2 separate regions of the Homo sapiens genome follow, and region 2 is linked to region 1. A link is an interaction called in ENCODE POLR2A ChIA-PET data of the cell type or tissue named here. Cell type or tissue: MCF 10A. All regions are shown on one strand. Each heading gives the region's core, and the rest is flanking DNA. Links, peaks and the distances in the headings are about the cores only. Region 1 overlaps SGSM1 (small G protein signaling modulator 1). Region 2 overlaps KIAA1671.

The links. Peaks named below come from ENCODE experiments on the same cell type or tissue, not always from the same donor. Only the 100,000 strongest peaks of a DNase experiment are listed, where the experiment ranks them.
Region 2: POLR2A ChIA-PET joins it to region 1 with 5 read pairs; 2 of 35 experiments call an interaction of 5 or more read pairs at or near these places.

The regions. Positions count from the first base shown.
Region 1 is chr22:24,817,742-24,820,652 of GRCh38, reverse strand. All of the region lies in intron 2 of SGSM1 (small G protein signaling modulator 1), which reads right to left. Among named protein-coding and RNA genes, the nearest start is that of SGSM1, 13 kb to the right of the region's middle. In MCF 10A, for the core only: no CTCF peak of the experiment used is centred there; no DNase peak of the experiment used is centred there.
Region 2 is chr22:24,964,909-24,967,819 of GRCh38, reverse strand. All of the region lies in intron 1 of KIAA1671, which reads right to left. Among named protein-coding and RNA genes, the nearest start is that of KIAA1671, 14 kb to the right of the region's middle. In MCF 10A, for the core only: no CTCF peak of the experiment used is centred there; a DNase peak (open chromatin) is centred at 1,379.

The DNA.
Region 1 (2,911 bases), core at 168-2,667:
CATCTTTCCTGTCACTTCCACACAGCATAGGTAACAAAAACAAAGCCACACAGGCCATGGGATAGGTGGCAGTGGGGAGGGGGGAATGAAAAATGATAAGAGCCTGTGGACCTTTAGAGTATTAGAAAAATTCTTCCTCCAATTCCTCCCCGCATAACCTGCCCTAAACATGGTTATTGGGGCTTATGGGAGAAGCAAACACCGCTAACTTGGCTGCTGCCAACCTGGCCCGAGTTAATCGTTCACTGGCTTGCTATAAATAGGCACCAGCATTGTCCTGTGACAGTGTGAGGGCCAGCCAACCTGCCATGACCTGGAAGGGGTGTTCTGGGGCTGGGGTTCCTACAAATGAGCCTCCCCTTATCACCCTGCCCAGGTTCCTCAGACACCCCTTGACCAGAAGGCTCCCCCGGGGCCTGATTCCAAGGCATTCTCTCGGGGACATTCTTGTATAAAGGTCCTTCAGGCTGCCACGCCCATGCACAGGAGAGGATGGAGCTGTGAAGACACTCCCCAGCCTCCTTCTATCCCCAGAGAAGCCAGCCTGCACGTTTTCCATTCCCAGCCCACACCCTGGAGACTGGCCAGCCTCCTCCTGGGTGCCTGCCCACTGCTTGCGTCTGGCTTCCCTGGCAGCACCCCCATCTCCACAGACCCAGGGGCCTCATGGATGAGGAAGATACACGAAGACTTGGAGCCCACCCAAGATCCCTGGAAGACAGCCAAACTTGGGGGCGTGGAGGGGAAGGTGGTTTGGGCAGCTGCAGAAAACGGAAAAGGAAATTCCCAAATTATTGCTTAAAACACACACAGGTACATCAGAAAGCACTTATCACCTTTCTAGATAAGGACTAACCACCTCCATCTGACCTTAGAAGAAGCAATCCAATAGTGTGTCTAACACTGGTTTCAAATCCTGTCTCCATCTCTTACCAGCTGTGTGACCTTGGGCAAGTCACTTCACTTCTCTGTGCTTCAATTTATAGTACTTATCTGTAAAATGGGATAATAAATAGAGGCAGAGGGCCTCAAACAGGACCCAGCACATAGCTGGTGCCAGATCAAGGGAGGCACTCTGGGTAAGTAAAAACATCAACAGGTCAATCTCCAGCTCTGCTATTTGCTGGGTGACCTCGGGCCTCAGTTTCCTCATCTGTTCCCTCTGATGCTTCTTGGGTTTGCTCTCTTTTGACATTACATACACTAATGCATATAAAGTGCATAGCATACTGTCTGGAACAGGATAGGCTTTTTGAGAAATGCTCTATACCCGTGCTGTCCCACGTTATCATCAGCCAAACGTGGCTACTGGGCGCTTGAAATATGGCTAGTGTGACTGAGGAACTGCATTTTCAATTTAATTTAAATTTAACTTGATTGAAATGCAGATATGCACTTGTGACTCGCGGCTAACATACTGGGACAAGGCAGGCCTGGACAAAGTAGGTGCCCAATAAATACTAATTATAATTATTACTGGGGTTGTGATTATTGTTTTTTTTTTTTTTTGACAGAGTCTTGCTCTGTCGCCCAGGCTGGAGTGCAGTGGTGCAATCTCTGCTCACTGCAAGCTCCGCCTCCCAGGTTCATGCCATTCTCCTGCCTCAGCCTCCCGAGTAGCTGGGACTACAGGCACACACCGCCACACCGAGCTAATTTTTTGTATTTTTAGTAGAGATGGGGTTTCATCATGTTAGCCAGGATTGTCTCGATCTCCTGACCTCATGATCCGCCCGCCTCGGTCTCCCAAAGTGCTGGGATTACAGGCGTGAGCCACTGCTCCCGGCCAATTATTGTTATTTTTATCAGAAAGCTATTATTATTGGAACTGGTTTAGAAACTAAGAGGTACCAGTTCATTTCTGGGCACACTGAGGACAGGAAACCGTATTGCAATCATCTCTGTATCACACCGTTCTGCAGGGAGTTACAGACCCAGTGTTTTGGCATATCCCTCTAAAATTCATATTTTAACGTCCTAATCCACGCCTGGGCACGGTGGCTCACACCTGTAATCCCAGCACTCTGGGAGGCCGAGGCAGGTGGATCATCTGAGGTCAGAAGTTCAAGACCAGCCTGACCAACAAGGTGAAACCCCATCTCTACAAAAATACAAAAATTAGCCGGATGTGGTGGCAGGCACCTGTAGTCCCAGCTACTCAGGAGGCTGAGGCAGGAGAATCGCTTGAACCTGGGAGGCAGAGGCTTCATTGAGCCGAGATCGCACCACTGCACTCCAGCCTGGGCAATGGAGCAAGACTCTGTCTCTAAATAAATAAGTAAATAAATAGAATCCTAATCCCAAAGTGGTGGTATTAGGAGGAAGAGCTTCTGGGAGGTAATTTAAGCCATGAGGATGACTCTTGGATGGGATTAGTACTGTTTTTTGTTTGTTTTATTTTATTTTATTTTTTTTTTTTTTGAGACAGAGTCTTGCTCTGTTGCCCAGGCTGGAGTGCAGTGGCATGGTCTCAACTCACTGCTACCTCTGCCTCCTGGGTTGAAGCGATTCTCCTGCCTCAGCCTCCTGAGTAGCTGGGATTACAGGCGCCCACCACCACGCCCGGCTAATTTTTGTATTTTCAGTAGAGACAGGGTTTCATCATGTTGGCCAGGCTGGTATCGAACTCCTGACCTCAGGTGATCCACCCGCCTCGGCCTCCCAAAGTGCTGGGATTATAGGCGTGAGCCACTGCACCCCGTCGGGATTTGTGCTCTTATAAAAGAGACCCCAAAGACCTCTCACCCCCTTTCTGCCATGTGAGGACATGATTAAAAGTCTGCAGTGTGCAAAAAGGAAGAAGGCCCTCACCAGATACCAACCATGCTGCCGCCCTGATCTCAGACTTCTAGTCACTAGAGAATTCCTGTTGTTTTGAAGCTACCCAGTCACGGTACTTTGTTACACCAGC
Region 2 (2,911 bases), core at 145-2,644, 150 kb before region 1:
AGGGTTTCACCGTGTTAGCCAGGATGGTCTCGATCTCCTGACCTCATGATCCGCCCACCTTGGCCTCCCAGAGTGCTGGGATTACAGGTGTGAGCCACCGCGCCCGGCCCTCATCCAAGTCTTAAGTGTGTCAAGGGAAACGGTTTTGCTTCAAGGCTGGGGGACAATGGGGCCGAGGCTGGGATCAGAGCCCTAGGCCTGCTGCTCTCTGCCTCCTCTTCTCTGTCCTCCTTGAGGGCGGAGGCCAGGCCCCAGGCAGCTCTGAGGCCCAAGGCCCAGTGCAGGCCTTGGTAAACAGTAGATGCTCAACAAATAACAAAGATGAAAATGATCAACTATCCCAAGAGAAGAAAGGACACACAGCACTGGAACTTCCGATGGGAGAGAAGGTATTTCTGATGGAGTCAGAGCTTTGCAGGAGGAAGACCTGAGTTCAAATACAGGCTCTGCAGCCTCTTACCCCAAGCTTATGACATTGAGGAGGGCTTTATCTTTCTGAGCCTCCGTTTCCTCAACTGTAAAGGGGGTTGGTAATACCAACTGCCTGAGTCATTCCGAGGATTTGACAAGAAGGCACCTAACAGTACCTCCCTAACAAGGGACTTGGCACACAGTAGGCCCTGTCAGCAAATTGTGATTTTTCTAGGCCCTGTCTTTTAAAAGGCTGGTTTTAATTCTTCCCAGAATGTATGGCAGAAATAAGAGGCTCTAGAATCTACCTATCCAGTTCCTTGTCCTCCTGTAAAAAAAAGGTCCAGAGAGGGGAGGGGGTATACTCAAGAACACACAGCACAGAAGCTGGACTAAAACTCAGGAGGCCTGACTTCAGGCCTAGAACCCATTCATTCATTCGTTCATTCATTTGTGACAGGCTCTTGCTCTGTCACCCAGGCTGGAGTGCAGTGGCACAATCACAGCTCACTGCAGCCTCAACCTCCCTGGCTCAAGCTATCCTCATGCCTCAGCCTCCCGAGCAGTTGAGACTACAGGTGTGTGCACCATCACGCCTGGTTAATTTTTTAAATTTTTTGTAGAGACAGGGTCTCACTCTGTTGCCCAGGCTGGTCTCAAACTCCTGGGCTCAAGCAATCCTTCCACCTCGGCCTCCCAAAGCACTAAGATTACAGGCATGAGCCACCATGCCCAGCCCAGGACTCATTTTAATACATTCTATATTCTCTCTCATTGCCTAGAACCTCTTCACTTGATAAGCACAGTCCCAGGTATGCAGGTGAGCAAGCATTCTAGAAACAAAGACAAGCACTTTCCAGTGCTGGGGCCTAAAATGAAAGGGAAAGACAAACTTGGGCAGCTTCCCAGGCCAAAGGGCACTGGGAGTTCCCTAACCAAGCCACTCCCCAGCCCTGCCCAGGGCACTGGGCAAGGCTGAGCGGGCAGTGCCTGCCAAAACCCAGGCTTCAAGTCCAGACAGGCCAGGTGGTGTGAGTGTACAGTGACCTCGGTGCACCCAATGCACCCGCTGGGCTCCCCTTCTGCAGGGAGGCCCTACAGACCCAAAATTTCCTTCCCTCGGCAGTGCTCGCTAAGCCATCGGTAAACAGGACTCCCCAGAAGAGGCTTTCCTCCCTGAGGAAGCAAAACAAAAAGGAAAGAACTATCAACACAAAGTCAGCTGGGAGCCTCAGCCCTGACCTGGGGCCTGTGAAAATACAGCTGTTTCTCCAACAGGCAGGGGTATTACACTGGAATGAGATTCTCGTGTATTAATAACAAAGCTCTAGTCCTCCCTGCCTGCCACTAGCTGCGAAGCAAGGCGTTTCACCTCTTGGAGCCCCAGTTTCCTCATCTATAAAATGGGAATAACACTACCATTTTTCTTCATAGGTTGTTATGAGGATCCTATAAACACACAAAATCTATGTCAGAGGAACTGGCCTATAAGAAGCAGTGAATCAGTGTTAGTTTTTACTTTTTATTACTGCCATTGTTGCTATTTCTGCTACTACAACAAGCAAGGAAGATTTACATTATGATTTATAAAATAATTCTTTGGGACAACTTACACACATTTTTTAAAACCTTAAGCTCATCCTTTTCTTTTTTTTTTTTTTTTTTTTTGAGATGGAGTTTCACTCTTGTTGCCCAAGCTGGAGTGCAATGGCACAATCTTGGCTCACTGCAACCTCCACCTCGCGGGTTCAAGCGATTCTCCCGCCTCAGCCTCCCGAGTAGCTGGGATTACAGGTGTCGCCACCATGCCCGGCTAATTTTTTTGTATTTTTAGCAAAGACAGGGTTTCACCATGTTGGCCAGGCTGGTCTTGAACTCCTGACCTCGTGATCTGTCTGCCTTGGCCTCCCAAAGTGCTGGGATTACAGGTGTGAGCTACTGCGCCTGGTCTAAGCTCATCTTTTTATGGGGGAGGTCTCCCGTTTTTTTTTTTTAAACGGAGTTTCATTCTTGTCACCCAGGCTGGCGTGCACTGGCGTGATCTCAGTTCACTGCAACCTCAGCCTCCCGGGTTCAAGCGATTTTCTCGCTTCAACCTCCCGAGTAGCTGGTATTACAAGTGTACGCCACCATGCCTGGCTAATTTTTGTATTTTTAGTAGAGACAGGGTTTCACCACATTGGCCAGGCTGGTCTCGAATTCCTGACCTCAGGTGATCTGTCTGTCTCAGCCTTGCAATGTGCTCACACACATTACAGGTGTGAGCCACCGTCCCCAGCCGAGGTCTCCCTTTTTTTTTTTTTTTTTAAGAGCCTACTATGTGCCAGAGACTTTATAAATGGTTGCTGTATCTAATCTTACAATGACCTCATGGAAGAAATTTTGTCATCTTCTTTCTGCAGAAGAACTGAGGCTCAGGGAGGTGAAATCACTCGTGCAAAGCCACACAGCATCAACATGTGGGAACAGGATCTAACACTAGGATTTTTCGGCTCTGCCC